Linked DNA regions of Mus musculus: region 2 is linked to region 1. Evidence: chromatin contacts called from ENCODE POLR2A ChIA-PET data. All regions are on one chromosome and are shown on one strand. Each heading gives the region's core, a stretch centred on a gene start or an enhancer-like site at or near the end of the contact. The rest is flanking DNA. Distances are from core to core; before and after follow the strand shown. Region 1 holds the start of Nup93 (nucleoporin 93). Region 2 overlaps Nup93 (nucleoporin 93).

Evidence for each region. ChIA-PET counts read pairs that join two places held with the same protein, here RNA polymerase II (POLR2A).
Region 2: POLR2A ChIA-PET joins it to region 1 with 10 read pairs in Patski. The contact joins the enhancer-like site here to the promoter of Nup93 in region 1. POLR2A ChIA-PET finds 5 or more read pairs at or near these places in 2 of 5 experiments (Patski and embryonic stem cell).

What each region holds. Positions count from the first base shown.
Region 1 is chr8:94,212,392-94,218,799 of GRCm38, forward strand. It overlaps Nup93 (nucleoporin 93), which reads left to right and starts at 2,173. Exons shown (of 22, transcript NM_001357266.1): 1 at 2,173-2,240.
Region 2 is chr8:94,288,404-94,294,033 of GRCm38, forward strand. It overlaps Nup93 (nucleoporin 93), which reads left to right. Exons shown (of 22, transcript NM_001357266.1): 6 at 4,265-4,339. Among named protein-coding and RNA genes, the nearest start is that of Mir138-2, 33 kb to the right of the region's middle. Within about 2 kb of position 3,813, at least 1 of the 3 ENCODE cell types and tissues checked has a DNase peak (open chromatin) inside an H3K27ac peak, as active enhancers do.

The DNA of each region.
Region 1 (6,408 bases), core at 923-3,422:
AGCATTAGGAAGGTTGAGCACCACCGCTGTAGAGCTTACTGAGCCAGAGGTTCTGAATTCTGCTGGAAAAATAGAAGCTGAGTTATTTTATAAAGAACTTAGTGGTGGGGGGCAATTGGAGAGTTGGCTTAGTGGCAAAGAGTGCTTGTTGTTCTAGGAGAGGACCCAGGTTCTATTCCCAGCACCCACATGCTGGCTTATGACTGTCTGTAATTCCAGTTTCAGGGGATTCAATGCCTTGTTCTGGCCTCTGTGGGTGTCTGGCACAAACACGGAACACATACACATATGCACACAAAAACACTTATACCCATGACATTAAAACAAAACATAATTTCTGGGGCTAGCAAGATGGTTCATCAGATAAAGACACTGATGGCAAGTCTAAGGACCTGAGTACACACACACACACACACACACACACACACACACACACACACAGAGAGAGAGAGAGAGAGAGAGATCTCTCTCTCTCTGTCTCTCACAAGCACATTAATTAAGGTCATAAAAATAATAAAATCTTTTGTGTTGGCAAGAAGTCTCAGTTGGTAAAGTACCTACTGAGCAAGCAAAAGCCCAGTGTGGAGGGTGGCTCCTGTAACCCTAGTGCTCAGGGGAGGAGGGCAGAGACAGGTAGATCCCTGGAGCTCACTGGATAGCTATTTATGCCCATTGGTAAGCGCTGGGTTCAGTGAGAGACCCTGTTTCAAAAAATAAGGCAGAGAGTGACTAGAGGAAGCCACCCAACAGCAACCTTTGACCTCCAAGCACATGTGCACATAGCTGCCCACATACTTCTGCACATACACAAATATATACCACAAACATACACATGCAGGCAGAAAGAAGTTCTGTGCAGCTATAATGCTAATCATTGTGGGCATCTTTGTATGTTAATTGTATTTATGTTTTATAAGCATATAAGGCAAAGCTGACTAGAACACTTTATCAAACAGGCATCTACCAAACTAGAATTATTAATGGTGACAACCTTGCCTAGGCCTGTGTTCACATGGTCCTCATTAGGTCAGGACGGTGACCTTCATTGAAAGATTAGACATGTTCGAGACTGTGCAATCCAAAAAGTGCCTCTTTAACGATTACAGGCTATTACGGGAGCTAAAGCAATGGCTCAGCATACTGCTCTTGCAAAGGACTTTGGGTTTGGTTCCTAGTACCCATGCCGCCTCACAACCACCTGTAATCTTACTCCGGAGATCTGATGACCTCTTTTGGCCTCCTTGAGCACCAGGACACACACACACACACACACACACACACACACACACACACACACACACTCACACACGAGTGCTTACAGTTAGCCCCACACTCTTTTACATTTGTCAAAACCTCCTCCTATCCAGGTCTCTCCTCTCAGCAGCTGCTGAGACCTGCAGCTTGCCTGTCCTGTTATTTTTCTCTCAAACTCCCAACAAAATTGTTTTCATTCAGCGCCTGTTTTCAAATTTCTTTTACCCACTAGACTAAGAACCTCCTGAAGGGTTCTTGTATATCCCAGTGACACACTTTGTTCCCAACGCGGCCACACTGAAGTAATCTCTTTTCTTTGGGTATCACCACTGCTTTTTTCTGTAATTGGCCAACGGGGCAGGTGGCCAGCCTAGCTTGCTTGTTCAGGCTGCCAAAAGACAGCCTTTTCCCTTGAGAAACTCCAAAACATGTTTTTATCTTTCACCTTTCAGTTGGAATGACACCTTTCCTGGCCATCCGACCATTTTTCTTCAATTAGTTTGCTTTTCCGTTCTTAGCTCTCCTAATTACTGCTGCATTTATTCACTATATTTTGTTTCCCTGGCCAAGCTGAGAACTGCTTGAGGTCAGGGATCTTGTCTGCTGTGGAAGTCACCGTGTTCCCTGCACCTAGAACAGGCCCAGGCACTTGACTGAAGCTCTACACCGAGTGGCCGAGCTCTCTGGGTCTGCCCAGCATTGGGAACTGCGGAAATGCTTCCTCTAGGACTGTCAACTCCAACCACGTGGGCGGGAGCAGGGCGGAGCTCCTTGACTTACTTGTAGCGACAGCCCCGCCTCCGGCCCCGCCCCGCCCCCACGCCTGTGTCCTCTTGCGGGTCTCCATAAAGTTCATTTGGCGGCGCAACGCGCAGGGGCTTCTGGGAGCTTACTGCCTCAGCCAATCAGGAGGCGCGGGCGAGCGGCGCGAGAAGCGGCGGCGGCGGCGTAGTGAAGAAGCCGGCAGCGGGCGGCGACGGAGGCAGGTAAGGTGTGTGAGGTGTGGGCGCCCACGCGGCCCCGAGCCGACCCTGGGCCCGAGTTCGGGGCCTGGCCTTGAAGCAGAACACCGAGCCTAGTTCGAAGAGGCTCGTGCTTCCTCTCTTGCTGTAGCTGGGCATGCCGGCCGGCGACTGCTCGCCGAGTGCTGTGACTAGGCTCTTCCGAGCGTGGTCCTCCCCACTGGTGCTCTGTCGCCACGCCCACCCACGGCTGCCAGGCGTCACCCGGCCTGACTGCCCTCTTTGGGGCGTGGGGGCCGTTCTTCTAGAGAATGGCTCTTCCGGGTGAAGGGGCGGCCAGCGAACCCCTGTCAACTTTAATCTCCTTTTACGGAGAATCCGACAGGATGCTAATGATTGCCGCTTCGGTTGTCTCACCTGTTTCTGGGTACCCTGTATCCTGTCTTCTGTAAGGGATGCCCAAGTATATTGGGTCCCTTCTGAAAGAAAATCACAGCATGGGCGGCATGGTGTCGCTTTCAAAGCGAGTTGAAGCCAGCCTGATCTACATTAGACCCTGCCCCACCCCTACCCCCCTAGATGACTTTCAGTACAAGCAAAGGTCAGCGCTTTAGTAATAATAACAGTAATACTAATCATAGAAATAACAACAACAATAGTAATATAAGCTCCCTGTAGTGAGCTGTAAGGCTTTTAAATAACGTGACCCATACTTTCAATGTCTGTTACACCCCACATTCTCTCCCCACCCCCAACACCACCGCAGGACATGCTTTGACTTAAGGGCTTTGTTCTTGTGGTTGGATGTCTGTTTTGTCTGCTCTCTTTCTTGGAGTCTTCACTAGGGCCATTAGAATCTAAGCCTTTCCTCACTCTTCTTGTCTTCACTGCTTTTTTTTTTTCCCCTAAGCATTTAGGTTTTATTTGTCCTATGTATTGTTTGTCCTTCCCCGACCCCTGTAGAACATGAGTGCCTACCTAGTACTTAAGTTTGGTACACAATAAAGTAGGTGCTCAATAAATATCAAATAAATGAATGTTACTGATATTATAGGCTTGTGGTGAATGAGACAGGCTTCTTTCTTGGGAAGACATCACACACATAAGCAATAAACATAAATATTAAAACCATGAGACTTGAACTGTTGGAGCTGTGGTGAACTTGGGTTCTTCTCCCTCCCTCCCTCCCTCCCTCCCTCCCTCCCTCCTCTCTTCCTCTCATTTGTGTGTTCTTGTGTGTCTTTTATGTATGTGGATATTTCTGTGGAGGCCAGAAGAGAGTGTCTGATTCCTTGGAGCTAGAGTTACAGACAGCTGTAAATCACTGATGTGGGTGCTGGGACCTGGGCTGGCGTCCTCTACAGAGCTGTAGATTTTCTTAACTGCTGAGCCATCTCTCTTACCCCTGAGCCTATAAGGTAGATGCATTTTGAGGTGTTTGTGTGTGTGTCAGAGTAAAGATCAGGAGGAGGTCCCAACTCTGTTATGGTCACTAGTCATTTTAATTAGCAAACATGTTTTTAGTTCTATTATGTGCCAGGCTTAGGTCAATGCTCAGGATTCAGAGTTAAATATCTGTGAACCTTCCTCTACGGGAAGAGATGTTTGAGAAGTGGTCACAATTGCTCCGCTAGGGAAGAATGCCTAGAAGGTTCAGAATAAGTAGGGAGGGCCTTCTCTGTCTGTGGTGGGGATGCTTGTGTGCTTGACAGGTACAGGAGCGGGAAGGGAAGAAACTGCCAGGCTTCCTGAGGAGCAGAGATGTGTCAGGGTACAACTGAAGAAGGAGGGAAGAGTTGAAGGTGGTGCATGGCGCTGTCTGTTTTACAGAGCACCTCATGCAACCATGTCACAAACTGAGGTTGAGGTGCCCCAACTGGTCTAAAGTGGGAGATATTTTGGAATGGCCACTTTGGCCACAGGGAGAGTGTGTTAGAAGAAATGGGAAGTTTTAGACTGTTGAGGTAATCGGGAGGAAGGCATGAAGGTCAGAGCAGAGGGGAACGGTGAGGGCATGACTTGTCATGAGCTTTGAGAAGTAAACTTGGTTATAGGCTAGTCTCAGGGGAGAGGGGAGCCAGATGGTTTCTGGCTAAATTGACTGTTGTGGGGACCCAAGGTGAGGAACTAGAATTGTTGCTGGCATCCATAGATCAGTCAGGAGTAGCTATCAGATAGACAACTAGAAATAATTGGTTTGGAGAAAGAATTGGATGGAATTTAGAGATGCAACAGTCTTTTTTTTTTCTCTCTTATAGTATGGCCACTTATAGCTATCTCCCCTTTGTTTCAAACAACCTAAAGCTTGAAATGTTTTGTAGCTTTATGTTTGATGTATACGTGTGTGTGTGTGTGTGTGTGTGTGTGTGTGTGTCTGTGTGTGTGTGTGGTGAGATGCATGCCCATATATGTTTGGATGTGTGTGTGTGGGGGGGTGAGATGCTGCCCATATGTGTTTGGATGTGTGTGTGTGTGGGGGTGAGATGCATGCCCACATGTGCTTGGATGTGTGTGTGTGTGTGGGGGGGGGGGGTGAGATGCATACCCACATGTGTGTGTGTGTGTGTGTGTGTGTGTGTGTGTGGTGAGATGCATGCCCATATGTGTTTGGATGTGTGTGTGTGAGATGCATGCCCATATGTGTTTGGATGTGTGTGTGTGTGTGTGTGTGGTGAGATGCATGCCCATATGTGTTTGGGTGTGTGTGTGGGGGGGGTGAGATGCATGCCCATATGTGTTTGGATGTGTGTGTGTGTTGGGGGGGAGGTGAGATGCATGCCCATATGTGTTTGGATGTGTGTGTGTGTGGGGGGGGGGTGAGATGCATGCCCATATGTGTTTATGTGTTTGGATGTGTGTGTGTGTGGGGGGGGGGAGGTGAGATGCATGCCCATATGTGTTTGGATGTGTGTGTGTGAGATGCATGCCCATATGTGTGTGGATGTGTGTGTGTGTGAGATGCATGCCCATATGTGCTTGGATGTATGTGGGGGGTGTGTGAGATGCATGCCCATATGTGTTTGGATGTCAGAGGTCAGGAGGCTTGACGTTGCTGTTGGGTGTTTTTGTCAGTTTTTGAGACAGCAGCTCTCATTGAACCTGGAGCCTACTGATTGGCTAGACTGGCTTACCAATGAGTCACCCAGGGTCTACCAGTCTCTGTCTGTCCCTCCCTCAGTGCTGGTGTCAGATCGATGCCACCATGCTCAGCTTTGTCCATGGGTACTAGGGATTCCCACTCAAATCCTCATGCTTGTGCCGCATGCACGTTCCCAGCCAGCCATCTCCTGTTTGTAAGGTCAAAAGGCCACTTTACACCTACGCCACCAATGTGCTCAAATAGTCACTTAGTCTGACTCCAGTGCATAGTTTGCTGACTACCAAAAAAGCCTCAAACACTGCCAGAAATTTCGTTTCTAAGTTCCTGTGCTGGTCTGTAAGGTCAACTAAAGAAATGACCTCATCACCCTCCCTCTAGTAACTTCCAAGAGTGTTTGGTGTACTAGTTACTTTTGTTCATTGCACTAGAAATTCATGCTGTGAAAGAAAACAGGACAAGCTTGCCAGACTCAAGGACACTGTTAGAAGACAGACGATTGATTAATAAATAAGTAGCCATATGCCTGGCTTTGACATGCGCTTCTTAGGGGATAAACTGTAGAAATGGGGGGACTCCTTTAGATGGAGTGTTTTAGCATCTTCACAAAGGAGACCTGTGAGCAGAGACCTGAATTGATTAAGGGGATAGGCTCTGTAGATGCAGAGGAAGTGGTTACTGCAGAAGCCAGTGGCAGCTGTGAGTTTGGCATATTGGAAGAACCAAATGGCCGTATGGCTGAAGAACATAGTCATGGGGAAGAGTGGGAGCAGAAGGGCAGGGCTTGATTCATGGACAGATGATGGAGATCTCAGCACACACAAATTTCATACATGCTCCAGGACCGCCTGCTCAGTTTTCTGGGTACTTGGGATTATAGGCAGGCAATTACCATCACATTGGGCTGGACTTGAGTTTACAGATAATGGGAACTATTGAAGGCTTAGCCATTATTCCCTCCCCCCTCTCTATATATTATGTATATATAAAATTATATTATATTTTAGTTCTGAAAACTAAAGCTAGGCCCTTGAGCATACTAGGCAAACATTGTACCACTGCATTGCATTCCCAGTCCTGGTTTTCAAGGGCTAA
Region 2 (5,630 bases), core at 2,563-5,062, 78 kb after region 1:
GCATGACTTCATTCGTGTGATCCTTCTGTCTCATTCTTTTTAGTGTTGGAGTTACTGGCCTGAGCTTACAAATGGTTTATTCTCAGTTTACATATGGTTTTCATTGCTTTTATTGTTTTGATCTGTCTCCACAAAGTGTAAGGTTTATTCAGTAAAGTATAAAAATCCTAAGTATGTAATTCAGTCAGTTATTAAAAATGAACAAGTTACTAAAACAAGCCCAGTATCTCAGCAGTAGCCTCTGACCTCTGCCCCATTCCCCAAGGTCCTACCTCTTCGAACTTTATAAAACTGGAGCCATAAAATGTGCTATTTGTAGATTTTTTTTGCATAACACTCTACTCATATATTTTATTTGTAGTGATAAGCCATTCATTTTATGACTGAAGAGTATAACTAGTTTTGTGTGCCCTAGACACTAGAATGTGTTGATGAACATTTGGATAGTTTCTAGTTCTTGGCTTTTATAAACAGTGCTATTAAGAACAATTCCTTTATCTCTTGATGAAAATATATTTGTATCTCTTTGAGGGTACACCTGAGAGGAATTGCTGGGTCAGAATATATATGTGTGTTCAGCTTTGGGGCTAAAGTTGGGATTACTGGAAGGGCACTTTAGCGTGCACCAGGCCCCAGGTTCAATTCTTAGCACCCACCTCTCCCCTCTGTGTGTGTGTGTGTGTGTGTGTGTGTGTGTGTGTGTGCGTACACGTGCACACACTCGTGTGCATGCGCATACCCACACCCACACAGGTTAGCATTTTTGTTGTTTGTTTGGTTTTTTGAGATCTTACTCTGAAGTCCAGGCTGGCCCAAAACTCACTGGGTAGTGTAAGCTGGCTTCAGATCCACAGAGATCCTCTGTCTTAGCTTCTTTAAGGGGTTGGGGTTAAGACATGAGCCACCACACCCTGTGAAAGTTCACCATTTACTAGACATTACCCCTAAATGGTTTCATTATATCTTCCACCATCAGTATGTGAAAATTCCATTTGTTTCATATCTTTGCCACACTTGGTGTGATCTTTCAGAATTTAGCTGTCCTTGTAGTACATAGAGCCCTGTGTTTTCATGGGTTCATTCCATGTAATTTCTTTCAAAATGATGGAAAGCTATATATATTATCTCCACTTCATTTGTTCTGTGGAAGAGAGCATACAGTTTGAAGGGCAGATGACAGGTATCAGAATTAAGCCTGAGCCTGGATTTCTCTTGTGAGACACCTTTTCCTCTGTTATAAGGACTGGGAACAGATACAAAGCTGCAGCCCGGTGTCTGGCATGGGGTGTGTGCTCCAGGCCTGTGCAGTGTTACAGCCCTATCAGCGTTAGGGAAGCTGTACACTGTTAACAGCAATTGTTTTAATATGGCTTTTTTTCTCTCTTTTGATTTATGAAGAATTTCTAAGAATGAAAAAATTTTATATAAATGGAAAAGTAATAATTGAAGAAGTAGGATTTGGTGAGTATAGCGTTCTTTTTGGGCATCTTATTGTTAGCAATTGTTAGATCAGAGTCGTCAGAGAGGAGACCTCAGATCATTTTGAGTTAACCTTATATTTGAAGGAAAATGTCCAGGTTTGGTTAATTTAATATAAAGTTGAGTCTGAGGCTTTTGGGGGAGTTTTTAAAGGCAGAAATGAACTGAAATATGGTAGCCTCTGGAACGTTTGTTTTTCTCAGAAGCCTCTCAATAACAGAAGAGTGAAGACACTGTTAATATCTATTCCTGGCAATTAATAAAGGAAGTGGCACTTTAATAGCATAAAGTTATTTGGAAAATTAATATCCTTAGGATGCCATTGAAGAAAGAGAAACAACTTTTAAAGGAAGGTAGGAATTGAAAGATTGTTAACTTTTCAAGTGTTGCCTAGATAAAAATAGTGTGCTTTAACATAAGTTTCTTGAGGCTGTTGCCCTGCTATGGATTCTTGTGGCCCAGTTCTTACATCTGGTGAGTGTAAGGAATGACTCCAGTGTCTGGCTTGCATGGCAAGATGGAGTTGAGCAGTGTGGGAATTCCTAGATATATTTTAATCGACATGTAAACTATATTTGGGGCTGGTGATATGGCTCAGTGGGTAAAAGTGCTTGCCATGAAAGCCTCACGGCCTGAACTTGAACCCTGGAAACCATGGAAAGGTAGAGGAGGATTCAACTGAACACATGTACACATGTATCCATATGTTCATGCATGCATACATATGTACACATATACATATGCTCTCTTTCTGAGAATCACTTTCTTAAAAAATAAAAAGCAGTATTTAAAGGCGGATTTAACGTAGGTGGGTTGAATTTTGGCCATGGCCACTGGGCGTCTCCCCAGGCGAGTTGTCTGGAAAATGACTCAGCAAGCAACAGACTTGGCTAGAGAAGCTGAGCTGAGGCTTCCTGACAGATGACACGGCTGCTGCTCTGCTCTGTGCTGTGCTGTGTGAAACTTGTGAATATTGAGCAGACACTAATTTTGATAAGACACTTAATACCATATTTCAAGTGTCAATCATACAGCTTTCCCATATTTTAGCATCTCTGAAATCACAGCATCTTACTCAGTTATGGGTTGTAGTTTGGCAGCATTTTTATTCTTTCCAGCTTATAGTGGCATGTATGACATGTCTTAAATGAATGATGTGATTGGTTGGTAAAATATAGACTGACAGTGTGGATTTGACGGCCTCACCCCAGATGCTTCTCAGTTGTGTACTGTGCTCCCTGTCTGGTTCCTAAGGGATGGCCGAGTTCATATGTTGGGGTTGGAGTAGAATTCCAAGCACAGAAAGTACCCTGCTGCTCTTTGCAAAAGAAGTTCAAAACTACTCAACAGGCCCTTCATTTTCCTTCTGTGATGCACCACAGAAAGTTCCTCACACCGTGAGCTTTTATGCACTCACACTGTCCAGACAACCTCTGTCCATCCTTCTGGTTCCCTGCTAGGGACTTCTGTGTATGGATATTGTATGTTTGTGACATATTGTTTTCTTGTCATCTATATAAGCTGCATCATTGTGTATTTGAGGTTCTACAGTTTTGCTTTGTCCCATGTTTTACTCACATTAGAGGTTTTGGTTTTGGTGGTGGTGATCCATGTGGGTAAGTATGTGTTGGTTTCCTTGGTGTCCCGGTGGTTTGTTTGTTTGTTTGTTTGTTTGTTTGTTTGTTGTTCATAATTAAACAGTACTGGGCTTTTATAACAAAATTTTCTAAATTAATCAGTTTGATTCCTCTTTGTGTTCATGAAGGCAAAAATTCTATGTAGAGACTCATCTATCTCTCCCTCTGTGGTATCACTGGATTTAGTTTTCACCCTAGACTTGTTTTGTGCGAGCGCTATTATAGTTCTTTCTCTCCTGTCTAGAGTGCACCCTCTCCTTGGTAAAGTTTTACACACCTCTACCTACACTTTGTACAATCATGGGTGCTAAAATAAAAGTGTGCCACTCCCTTCTGCTACATGCCTATCCCAGAATGGCTATTTTCTGAATGCTCTCTACTCTGAGAAGCCCATTCCTTCTGTGTGTGTGTGTGTGTGTGTGTGTGTGAGAGAGAGAGAGAGAGAGAGAGAGAGAGAGAGTGTGAGTTAGGGGCTCACACTGCTCACTCACTGCTGTCTCTTTGCATACCTCCAGGCTCCCAGTGAGCCCTTCTCTAGCCTTGTCTGCCTGGCTTCCTTGCCTTTCTGGTCTCTGGTTCCCTGGCCCTGTTATGCATTCCTTTATTGTGCCCTGTCTTGTCATAGCCAACATGGCTTGATCTAAAGACTACATGTTTTCCAGACCTGATTGGAGCTCGGAGGTGTAGGGAACATTCTCCCATGCAGCGTGCTGTGCGTCCGTGTTCCCAGTTCTTAGGCAGCTCTGACTGTGGAATTCCAGCTGAACGTTTGCCAGCCGCTTCTATTCAGGAGTTACAGTGCACACATCCTGTTGATGGATAATTGACTTTATGTGTGGTAAAATTGTGGCTTGGCCAAGGGCAGCTGAAGGAGAGGTGCTTTTGAAAACAGGAGCATTAGGCAAAAGTCATTTAAATGGAAATTCAGAGACTGCAATCAAGTACTCTTTAAATGCATAATTTTTAAAATTAAGTTTTTAGTACTGGAAACTATTTCCTGGGGCTGTTAGAGGATAGCTGAACCTGTGTCCTTGTAGCAGAGCCTTGCTGCTGTTCTCTGTTGCTTTCCCTGTTCAGGTTACAGACATGGATGTGTTTATGCAATCGAGTACTGTTCTTAACTGATGCCGCTGTGTCTTTACTTATAGCCGAGTTACATCGGTGATGTGAATCCCCCTGGGCGAAGCTCTCTGGATAGCATTGAGATGGCCTATGCCCGGCAGGTGAGTATGCCTTTTAGAAACATTTCATCCTGGAGAAGGAATGCTATGATCCTTAGAGAGTCACAGGAGTAGTGATTTCACAGCAGAGTCAGACCTGAAAGCACGGGGACGTCTTGCTCATGGGATTAGTTAATATTTCACCATGAATGCAACTGTTCTCTATTCTGTTAAATGGGTTAATCTCATGACTCAGATAGTGCGGGGAAATTGAAATTTGCTCTCTACTGACCAGGTGTTTCTTTTGGCATTGTTGGCAGTAGCTTCCTAGAGAATGAAGCAAATGGGGTTCTGCAGTAACTGAATCACTTACTTGGCTGGCTAAGGATATGGTCAGATCCTTTTACCCTTATTGAGTGGGGCTGTCAAAAGGCTGTGTGCCTTGGTAAGCAGTGTGCTGACACTGCATAGCATTGCAGTGAAGGCAAGATGCTCCTGCCGTGTCGGGGTCGTGCTCCTGGTTGCTGATCATGAGCCTGCACCACTAAGCACAGATCAAGATCAAGCTGTGCGCAAGACTTACCTGGGGCTGATCAAGGCTTACCTGGGGCTGATGCTTGGAATAAAGGAATGCAACTCAAGGAAGCCCGTGTTTTACTGTAGTTGCTGCTTTCCTCCACAGAGTCTCCAGATCTGCATCATTTAGTCATGACCCTGAGAGACACGAGGATGTATTTCCTCCCTGCCACCCTGGAGTGTGAGAGTTAGGGGTAGAAACAGATGGCGACTACAAAAGTGAGCATGGCCTATGAGGAGCTTAGGCCTTGTGCTCTGTAATAGAGGACTCAGCAACTAGTTAATTAATGGAGTTCTACATTAGCTAGCACATATCAGATATCTTGAGTAACACTTGTTGAGATAAATATCCTAAATGCTTTCTTAGTGTAAATGTAGATTCATGTTAAATGATAGTAGAACCAGAGAATATACTCCACAGGATGGTAACAGATTTAGGGTTAAAGTCTCTTCCATCAGACATTACTGCTTCAAATTTCAGGCAGCCGAAGCCTGCCCCGTCCTCCAGAGACAACAGCCCCTTCCTTTCACTCCATATTTCACCACTAGACTTCATTTCCTTCTCCAGTTTTAGAACACTCACCCTCTTTCATATACTCACTCCATATCAGCATCCTGTAGGTTTCACCTGACTGAGTCCCTTGGTTGCTGTGGCTACCACAAGCTCAGACCCAACAAAATGACATGTGCATAGAGAAACAGTGTAGCTTCTTTATCTGAAAAGCTAAAGTCTGGAGCACTTACCCTCTGCAGCACCTAGGATCCAGTAGGTGGGTCT